Regions from separate parts of the Homo sapiens genome. Here region 1 is linked to region 2. A link is a contact called in ENCODE Hi-C or POLR2A ChIA-PET data. All regions are on one chromosome and are shown on one strand. The core of a region is the stretch at or near the end of the contact, and the rest is flanking DNA. Distances in the headings are between cores, read along the strand shown.

What was found. A loop is a pair of places that touch in the nucleus more often than their neighbours do. ChIA-PET counts read pairs that join two places held with the same protein, here RNA polymerase II (POLR2A). Pooled maps may share reads with other maps.
Region 1: a map of endothelial cell of umbilical vein shows a loop between it and region 2 (5-fold over the local background). The contact joins the promoter of RIPK1 here to the promoter of FOXC1 in region 2. A Hi-C loop is called at or near these places in 2 of 168 maps with a recorded cell type or tissue (endothelial cell of umbilical vein and naive thymus-derived CD4-positive, alpha-beta T cell) and 3 of 50 pooled maps. POLR2A ChIA-PET finds 5 or more read pairs at or near these places in 1 of 52 experiments (RWPE1).

The regions. Positions count from the first base shown.
Region 1 is chr6:3,064,413-3,069,743 of GRCh38, reverse strand. It overlaps RIPK1 (receptor interacting serine/threonine kinase 1), which reads right to left and starts at 1,250. Exons shown (of 11, transcript NM_001354930.2): 1 at 1,083-1,250. RefSeq lists a silencer at 592-1,381.
Region 2 is chr6:1,606,908-1,611,795 of GRCh38, reverse strand. FOXC1 (forkhead box C1) reads right to left here and starts at 1,881. Exons shown (of 1, transcript NM_001453.3): 1 at 1-1,881. The coding sequence starts at 1,350. It overlaps FOXCUT (FOXC1 upstream transcript), which reads right to left. Exons shown (of 2, transcript NR_125804.1): 2 at 4,438-4,888. RefSeq lists enhancers at 1,024-1,123, 3,837-4,346, 4,704-4,888 and a silencer at 1,454-2,073.

The DNA.
Region 1 (5,331 bases), core at 1-2,500, 1.5 Mb before region 2:
CACCGTGCCCGACGCAGTATTCCACATTTCTAACAAGACAATTTCCTCTTGACTCAGTCCATCTTCCTAGCAGTCACAGAATGCAGATGAGTACTAAGACATTGCACATTTCAAAGTTCACTTCCTGCCTTGGCTTCTTCAAGTGTAAGTCAGGGAAGAATTAATCATTGGAACAGCCTCCTGCTTTGCCCAAAATAAAAAAGAGCTCTGATTAAGGGAGAGCCAAATGGTCAGCAAGAGAGAAAGAACTAACAACCCCAGACCTCCCCCTGCCCCCGCAACCCCCGCATCCCTGTGAGGCTTTGTCAAATGCTTAGGGAAGGAGGATGCAGCCTATCCTCTTCCCAACCCTCAAGAGGGTCCGCAGCACTTCACAAAAGCACCTGCCAGTGACAGAAGCCTGCTAGGGTTACCACATTCGTCCCCTCAGTCGTCTAAGATCACGCAGAAATGCTTTTGTTTTTGGAACCTGCTGCGGCCTCAAGCGCAACAGTAAAAGGCCCTTTCAAAGGGCTGGTAAGGGAAGAGCCCAAACTGTTTTTTCTTAATGATAGGGCACTAGGAGCCCACCTTCTCCACCAAAACAACATTAATGGCGTGTGGGACTGCCTATTCCACCCTCACGCGGTAACCGCGGCCCAAAGGCAGGTCTCCGCCCGCTACCAGTCCAGCGCCCCGACCTCTGGCACAGAGGCGGCCAGCGGACTCCGGATAAGCAGAGACACCTAGCGGAGCACCCCTGACTTCCGGGAGCGCCCGCGGCCCCGCCCACCGCCCGACTTCCGGTACCGGCGGGGCCCGCCCGCCGCGCGCACCCCGGGCAGAGTCCCTCTCCTTCCGGGAAGCCCGCGGCCGCCCCGGCCTCCACGCAAGCACCCGAGCGTTACTTTCGTTTCCGCGGCAAACGTCTGGAGGCCCGGGTGAGGGAAGAAGCGGCGGCGGAGGGTTGGGGATTACTCCGACGCCGCGGCAGCCTTGCCCGGGCGTGCTGGGGGAGGGCGCGCGAACCCCGACCAGGGGGGTCACCGGGACTGAGCCCGGCGGCCTCCGGAATGTTCCCCGCGCGGTGCCAGTCCGCTCACCGCGCCCTTCTCCGTGGCCGCGCCGTCCAGCCAAGTCCTGCCGCGCTCCGTCGGCCCCGCCCGGATGGCCGCGCTCTGGCGCCCCAGCTGTGGGTCCCCTGGAGTCGCCGCGCTCCGGCAGCTGGCCCGCCGTCCGCGTCGAGCGCGCCCGGCTGGAGGGCGTGGACTGTTCGCGCTGCCTCCTCCCCCTGCCCCGGCCCTTGCCGGGGAGGAGGACCGCGAGAGCGCCGCCCCGCCGCTCGTGGGACCTCGCGCCCGGGGTCTGAGTCCCGGAGCTCTCTTGCGGGCTAGAGGATCGCGGACTTTGTTTTCAAGCGAGTGGGGCGGCCTACGTAAAAGAGGAAACCGAAACCTCCGCGCGCACGAGAGGGAGAAGGGTCTGGAGGGAAGCACTGGGTGGATTACAGCGGGGGCGCTATCCGGAGGATTCAGAGCTCTGCGGGTTAGCATAGGCAAGTTAGCATTCCTCTACCTTCATCTGTAAAGTGGGGCTGTTGAGGAGGAAATGTGATTATTTTGCAGCCCTTTAAAATGGTAATTGTGAAGTCTCGAGCAAAGTTGGAACTGCATGCTATTCATGTATATTAAAAATCAAATAATAAAATTATATGCACATCAGGCCGGGCGCGGTTGTTCACGCCTGTAATCCCAGCACTTTGGGAAGCCAAGGCGGGCGGATCACTTGAGGTCAGCAGTTCGAGACCAGCCTGGCCAACATGGTGAAACCCCATCTCTACTAAAAAATACAAAAATCAACTGGGCGTGGTGGCGGGCACCAGCAATCCCAGCTACTCGGGAGGCTGAGGCAGGAGAATCCCTTGAACCTGGGAGGTGGAGATTGTAGTGAGCCGAGATCGCGCCACTGCACTCCAGCCTGGGTGACAAGAGCAAGATTCCGTCTCAAAAGGAAAAAAAAAAAAAGCACAACAGGATTACATACTGTGAAAAGATATGTATGTCAAGAGAACTAGCCACGTTCACAACACGAGCCACAGACTGGGAGAAAATATTTGCAAAAGACATATCTGATAAAGCACTGTGACCCAAAATATACCAAAAAAAACCCTCTTAAAATGCAACAATATGAAAATGTACAACTTGATTAAAGGCGGGCAAAAGCTCTGAACATACACCTCACCATATGTATATGCATATGAAAAGATGCTCAACATCATGTCATTAAAGAATTGCAATTTAAAAAAACAAATACTATTACACATTTATTAGAATGGCTAAAATTCAGAACACTGACAACAACAAATGTTGATGAGGATCTGGAGCACAAGGAACTCCCATACATTCCTAGTGGGAATGCCTAATGTTAGAGTCTGGAAGACATTTTGGCAATTTCTTAACCAAGCTCTTCTTACCATAAGATGAAGCAACTCCACACCTTGGTATTTACCCAAACGAGTTGAAAGCTTATGCCCATACAAACACCTGTACAAGAATGTCTATAGCAGCTTTATTCATAATTGCCAAAACTTGAGGGCATCCAAGATATCACTTAATGGGTGGACAGATAAGCTGTGGTACATCTATACAATGGAATATTAAGTGCTAAAAAGAAATGAGCTCTGAAGCCACAAAAAAAAAAAAAAAAAAAAAAATCCTGGAGCAATCCTAAATGTATAAATCTAAGTGAAAGAAGCCAATCTGAGAAGACTACATAATGCATGATTCCAACTATGTGACATTCTGGAAAAGGAAAAACTACGGAGATAGTAAAAAAGATCAGCGGCTGCCAGGGATTTGCAGGGAAGGAGGGATGGATAGGTGAGGCACAAGGGATTTTTAGGGCAGTGGAGTCTGACGTTACAGGGTTGGGTACATCTCTATACATTTGTCAAATGTATCTTGAATATACACAAAGAGCAAAACCTAACAAACTCCGGACTTTGGCTGATAATGTATATGTTTTATCCATATTGGTTCATTTTTGTAACCATGAATCTATGTTGGTTTATCAGGTGTGACAAATATTCCACAGTAATGCAGGATGTTGATGGTAGGGGAGGCTGTACAGTCCAGGATGTTTGTGGAAGGGGATATTTTCTTTCTGCTTAGTTTTGCTGTAAACCAAAACAGCTCTAAAACAAAGTCTATTCATTATTTTTTAAAAGATGTACACATATCAAAAAAGACGAAAGGCAGAGCTATTCACTCAGCAAAGCTTTCTATCTACTGTATGCCAAGCAGGTACTAGATACAAGAGCATCTGGTGATAGATACAAGAAATACAAAAAGGAATTCATTCCTTCAGTAAATATTTACTGAGCACCTGTTCTAGGCACTGAAGACTCGGTTGTGAATTAAACACAAAAAATCTCTATGTTCTGGCCGTGTGTAGTGGCTCACACCTGTAATCCTAGCACTTTGGGAGGCCAAGTCGGGCGGATTGCCTGAGCTCAGGGGTTCCGGACCAGCCTGGCAAACATGATGAAACCTCGTCTCTACTAAAAATACAAAAATTAGCTGGGCGTGGTGGTGCATGCCTGTAGACCCAGCTACTCAGGAGGCTGAGGCGGGAGAATTGCTTGAACCCAGAAGGCGGAGGTTGCAGTGAGCCAAGATTGCTCCAGCCTGGGTGACAGAGCCAGACTCCGTCTCAAAAAACAATAAAAAATAAAAAACTCCACGTTCCATTCGTGGAGCTTGCATTCTAATGGGGAAGACAAAAAGTTATTGCCCATCACTGTCCTCTAGACATCATGTGACCTTGGGAGGTTGGAAATGCGTTGTTTTTGCTTCATTTTGTGTTCAGTGTTTTAACTCAGAAACATCTATTTGGGAGCTTTACTCATTACTCCCAGCAAAAGCCATGAGTGTAGACTGTGCATGAGATGAAGGAACTGGTCCTTGCAGAACACCAGAATGGAAAAGGCAAGAAACAGCCCAAGGTGAGGAAAGAAAACCAGCGAGAACAAAGAGCTGGTACTATCTCTGAAGCCCGTGGAGGCCAAAGTGTGAATATGAGGGGGTAGGTCTCTTGGCCACAGGCCTGAAACCAAATGAACCCCCACCCCCAGGCTGCAGTTCCCAGTGCACTTGGAAATGAGACCCTGACTCCTCCAGGTGAGCCTGGGAGACCTCCCTGACTCCTTTCCATCTCCCCCTCCTCCCCCACACCCATCTCCAAGGCCTGCCCTCTACGCCCACATTTCTTCCCACTTTGGATCCTGTGCCTGGTCTAATGCCCAGGCCCCCTCCCGAGCCTCTGGTCTCCCTAGAGCCACTCCCCACTGTCGGGACACCTCATCTGTGCTCCCCAAAACGCCACGCAAAGCACTGGAGAGCCTTGGACAATGAACACAACCCGCACCCCCAGCCACCCCCGCCACAGCCGCACGGCACCTCAGAAAGCCGTGTCTTTTTTTTTTTTTTTTTTTTTTTTTTTGAGACGGAGTCTGGCTCTGTCGCCCAGGCTGGAGTGCTGGAGTGCAGTGGCGCGATCTCAGCTCACTGCAAGCTCCGCCTCCCGGGTTCACGCCATTCTCCTGCCTCAGCCTCCCGAGTAGCTGGGACTACAGGCGCCCGCCACCACGCCCGGCTATTTTTTTGTATTCTTTTTTTTCTTTTTTTTAGTAGAGACGGGGTTTCACAGTGTTAGCCAGGATGGTCTCCATCTCCTGACCTCGTGATCCGCCCGCCTCGGCCTCCCAGAGTGCTGGGATTACAGGCGTGAGCCACCGCACCCGACCAGAAAGCGGTGTCTTAATCCTCTTGTCCTTCCTCCTAAATCTCCTGGGGCCCTTAGGATCCGCTTAAAGCCACCTCGTTAAAACGGTTTCTTCTCCACCTGCCCCTCCCTTGATCCAGCCTCACTGAGGTCACAGCCTCCACCTCTGGCCATCCTGAACCCCTCCCAAAGTCACCTCTTCGCAAACTCCTGGTCCCCCTTAGAAGGCCCCACGTCCATCACGGGATTAATTCCACTCACCCTCAAACACCGCGGCCCGGAGGCTCTGATTCCCACCCTAGAGGAGGTTCTCTTGACCCCGCCGGCGCGACCCTCCCCAGCACGACCCTTCCTCCCGAAAGTGATTCCTCATCTTGCTGGCGGGTCCCACAGACCGCAGGCTCTGCAGGCGAGCGCTGAGCCTGGCTCTGCAGATTCTCAGTCCCTGGAGGAGTGCTCCGGGGAAGGAAGGGCCCCATCCGTTTCGCTGAGTTACTGAAAGAATTAGAATGGGTAAGAGTGCTCGGATTTAGAACTGGAGACTAGTGACTTTGAAAGACAGAAGAAGAA
Region 2 (4,888 bases), core at 632-3,131:
GCCGCCGCCGCCGTGACTCAGGGACGACGAGCTGCTGCTGGTGACCGGAGGCAGAGAGTAGTCGGGCAGGGGGTCGTCCACGGCCGAGCCGCCCGCGCCCCCGGGCGCGCCCTGCAAGTGGCCCCCGCGCTCGCCGGCCGCGTACAGGCTCATGGCTTGCAGGTTGCAGTGGTAGGTCCCGGCGCCGCCCGCGCCCCCCGCGGCCCCCGCGCCGCCGCCGCCGCCGCCCGAGCTGCCCGCGCTGGAGGTCTGGCTGCAGGGGGAGCTGTAGAGGGAGCTCTGGCCGGGCGAGTAGGCGCCGAGCGCCAGCGGGGGTGCGATCCCCGCGCGCGAGGACGCGGCCGCCGAGGCCAGAAGGCCGGAGCTGAGCTCCGCGGCCGCGCTCTGCGGCGACCCCCGCAGCGACGTCATGATGTTGTCCACGCTGAAGCCCTGGCTATGGTGCGGCGGCGGGGCGGAGGGCGCGGGCGGCGGCGGCGCGGAATCCGCACCGTCCAGGCTGAGCGGCCGCGCCGACGGCAGGCTGCCCGGGGGGCTGCTCCCGCTGGACAGGCTGCTGCTGCTGCTGTCGGGGCTCTCGATCTTGGGCACCGCGGCGGCGCTGCCGCTGCCCAGGGCGGCGGCCGGGGACAGGGGCTGGGGCGGCGAGGGGCACGTACCGTTCTCGGTCTTGATGTCCTGGATGCGCACGGGCGGCGGCTGCGGACCGGGCGCGTTGCCGTCGGCCTGCTCCGGCGGCGCGGGCGGGGGCTGGCGGCCGGGCGGGGGCGGCTCCTTGAGGTGCAGCCTGTCCTTCTCCTCCTTGTCCTTCACCGCGTCCTTCTTCTTGAAGCGCCGCCGCCGCCGCAGGAAGCTGCCGTTCTCGAACATGTTGTAGGAGTCCGGGTCCAGCGTCCAGTAGCTGCCCTTGCCCGGCTTCTTGTCGTCGCGCGGCACCTTGACGAAGCACTCGTTGAGCGAGAGGTTGTGGCGGATGCTGTTCTGCCAGCCCTGCTTGTTGTCCCGGTAGAAGGGGAAGCGGTCCATGATGAACTGGTAGATGCCGTTCAGGGTGATCTTCTTGTCCGGGGCGTTCTGGATGGCCATGGTGATGAGCGCGATGTAGCTATAGGGCGGCTTCACCATGTCCTTGGGCTGCGGCTGCGGCGTGTAGGGCCCGTAGGCGCGGGCCATGCCGCCCGGGTACTGCTCGGCGTGCGCAGGGTGCGAGTACACGCTCATGGGGGCCGGCATGGCGGTGTAGCCGCCCCCGGCCGCCGCGGCCGCCGCGCGGTAGTAGCTCTGCTCGCCGCCGAGGTAGGGCACCACTCCCAGGGAGTTGGGGCTGGACACGGAGTAGCGCGCCTGCATGGCCCCCGCTCGCCGCCGCCCCGCGCCGCCCGCCGCCCCCCACCCTCGCTCGGGCCGGGCCGCGCCGCGCCGGCCGCCGAGTCCGAGTCCGGGCCCGGCCGAGCTGGTGCCGGCCCGCTGCGCTGTGCGTCCGGCTGCGCTGCCGCCTCTCCCGGCGCTCGCTGGGGCTGGCTCCTCCGGCGCCTCGGGCTACCTCGGGGCCCGCGCGGCCGCGAGGCGGGGTCGCTGCGAGGGGAGAAGGCCGGGCCCGGCCGCGGCAGACCGCCTTGCAGGAACTCGCGGCGCAGCTTCCAGGCGCAAACGGGGGAAAGCAGACAAAAAGAAAGAACAAGCAGGCGCCCTTCTCGCCACACTGCCTGCGCCTTCCAGGAGACTCTGCCCTGAGCTGCCGGCGAAGGCGGCCAAATAACCAGGGCGGGGGGGGGGGGGGCCGCGCGCCGGCCGCCTGCCCGGGCCCCGCGTCACCTTTTCTCGGTCTCTCGCGCGCCAGCCGCTTAAGGAAGCATTGGGAAAACTTCTGAACTTTTGAGCATCCGTCACCCAGGCGAGGACTTTTTTACGCAGTTACACTTTTTTCCGGGCAGCGGAGCCCCGCCCCGCCAGCGGCGGCAGCCAATGGGAGGTGAGAACCGCCTCCGAATGAGCCGGAGGCCGAGCCCTGCCGGCCCGCTCCCGGAGGCCGGAGGACCGCGGGGCTGACCACACGCGCGCCGGCCGCCCTGGCCCGGGCCCCGGCCCTGCGCCCGCGCCGGCGCCCGGCCCGCCGTCGGTTCGCCCCCCGCAGTCCACCTGCCTGCCGCCGGCGCCCGGCAGACCTCCCACCCCGGGCCCTCCGGACCCACGCCCGCCGTTCGCGCAGACTTCCTGGGTCCTCCCGGGACCCCGTGCAGACCCTTCCTTCGCCCACGGCTCCCGAGTGGCCCTGGCGTCTCCGCCCCGCCTCGTGCTGGCTCGCTCTCATTCCTTCGCCAGCCCCGCCGACGCCAGCGCTGGGGTTGCCCCAGCCTCTCCTCCCCGCCGCCTCTCCCCTCCCGCAGCCCCTTCCCTCCCTTCTCCAACGCCAGTCTCACTCGGGTCACTGACGTCTCCGGCTTTTCTCCACTTGGAGGTTCTCCTGTCCTGAACTCGGCTACAAAGGACATGATTTTGAGGGCTCGGTCACAGCCAGGCCCTGCTCGCGGTGGGGAAGAAGGTTCGTCGCCCATCTGGCCCCCCTCCATGACCCCTCCCCAGCCGAAATGAAGGCAAGGGGTGCGGGGCCCTGCTGGGAGTTTCCGACGGCCGTTCACCCGCGAAGGATGAGCCCGCCCCGCTGCGGGCCGCCCTGCTTCTCGCCCCCCTCCCCGGGGGGCCGGCCCTTGGCGGCCTGAGGGTGCGGGCGGCGAGGGCTGCCGGAGCCCGGCTGCTGCCCCGCGCTCCCCTGCCCGCCCGCGAGGGTCCCACCGGCTCGCCGCGCCGCCGCCCCCTCTGATCCCGTCAGGCCCGTTTCGGCTCAGATGAGGGGTCAGGCTGCGGGCTCGGTGACATTAGCAGGTGTGATGACAAGAAGCAAATAAATATGTCTAAGAGCTTAACGCTTCCCCAGGCCAGTCTCCATCTCCACATGCGCGGGGCTGCCGGCTCGCAGAGACAACGGGTGTGTCTGGGGGAACGTCCAGGGTCGCACCTAGAGGGCGGTTCAAGGATTCTGGGGGGACACGCACGGAAGGGCCCCCGCTCGTTGTGCACACGCCTGAGATTCGCCGTCGCTGGGTGGTTGGAATGGGACAGGAAGAAGAGAAATGAGGGAAAGAAACGAAGGAGCGGGAAAGAGCCAGGCCTCCCTCCCCCGGCACGGCGATTCTGCATTTTAGCGACTTGAGGAGAGACCCTCCCGGAGGCTGAATCCCAAGTCGTTCACTAGAAGCTGGGGGAAGTGGCGAGCTCAGGAGACTGCGAAGAAGCGTGCGTGACGCATTTAACAGCTCCGCTGCCCCTGATTTCCGACCATCTATTAAATCCAAGGACATGTTCGGGACCCCTTTTGTCTCCCCGGTTCGAATCCCGGCTTCCTCACGTTGGCAGGAAAATTCAAATTGCAGCTTCGGCTGTTACATGTGAAGGACGCTGACGTGTAGCAGGCGCATCTCCGTGTCACCTGAATATTTAAAAATTACTGTTTCATAATGGACATTGACATCGAAGGAAAGAGGACCTGCCTCTTCTAGAATTAGCCTTTGGAGGAGGGAGGGTTGCCCCGAGGTTGCTCTGAATCCCGGGGCAGCTGCCTCCTGGCCTGCTGTGCGCCGGGGTCTCTGGAGACTCCTTTTCCAGGTGGTTTGCGGGCCAAGTCACTGGTGGGTTGGAGAAGCACCAACAGGAGGCTCAGCACTTGCTGGTTGCCAAGGACACTAGACAGGGGCGAGGGTGGTGGTGAAGCCCCAGGACCTGAACACTTAATTCCTGTTCAGCCCCCAGCCCGGCACCCTGAAGGTCTTATCAGCCCGCCTGGTCGAGGCTTTAAGGAGTGCTGTGGCTTCAGCCTGGAGGAGATTTAAGTGGTCTCCCTGAACACCTCAGCAAGTGGTGAGTTCGGTCTTGAAGCTGCCTTTTACACTGCTAGCGGTGCGCGGAGATGAACGCAGCGATTACGGATGCTTTGTTTTCCGAATGCGGGAAACGCCTTCGGCCCCGAGTTTTGCAACAGGCAATGGTGCCCCGCTGCCCCCTCCCCCACCAGCCTGTCGCCTCCTGCTCTTCCCTGCCTCCTCCCTCCATCGGCCCAGTGAAGTGTAAACAGCTTGTTATGTAAATTGCAAATCGACCTGCAGCGGTGTTCTCAGCTCTCCGTTTTGGGTATAAAAGTCGCCGTTGTGAAATTAGTGTCTGGCGTGCGAGAAAAAATGGAGGGACGTAGTTTTATCAAGATCAACTTTCCACTGGTTTAGCTCTGGATATTCGCCAGGAAAAGATATTTGCATTTGTGTTTTATAAACTTACTCGGAAGCAAGCCTCCAGTAAGCGGCTTGATTGTATTTCAAGCACTTTTCTTATTTCATTTTTGTTGTTAGTGGTGTTATTTGAACATTAAGACGCAGGCATGAAGTCTTTTGGGGAACAGGTTAAAGCTTTTATTTTCAGGTTACAGTTTTTGATGCCCCTTTCTGCTACTCCACGGGGTACTTCAATCATCCGCTTCCGCACATCTCTTGACTCATTTGGCAGAAGAGCCCCCACGGGAACCCTTCGGCTTCTTTTCTGACACCTCACGTACTTGCAGCCTGAAGGCCCCGCAGGCGACAGCGGTAATGGATGTTTGGTGGAACCCTCCCTGGGCCCACACTCCGCCCCTCCCCAGCAGGCCGGGCAACAATTCCCAGGGCCCACCGAGGGGTGCTTAGCTCGGAGGAGGGGGAGTGACGTCACAGCGATGTTCAAAACAAGGCCTCCCCTGGCCCCACCATAGAAAAGCACCAGGAAGGGGAATGTGGCGAGCACTCCAGGAAATGCTCGGATTGGGGACCAGGTGACACTGTAGGAATGTGTGTGCTGGGGGATG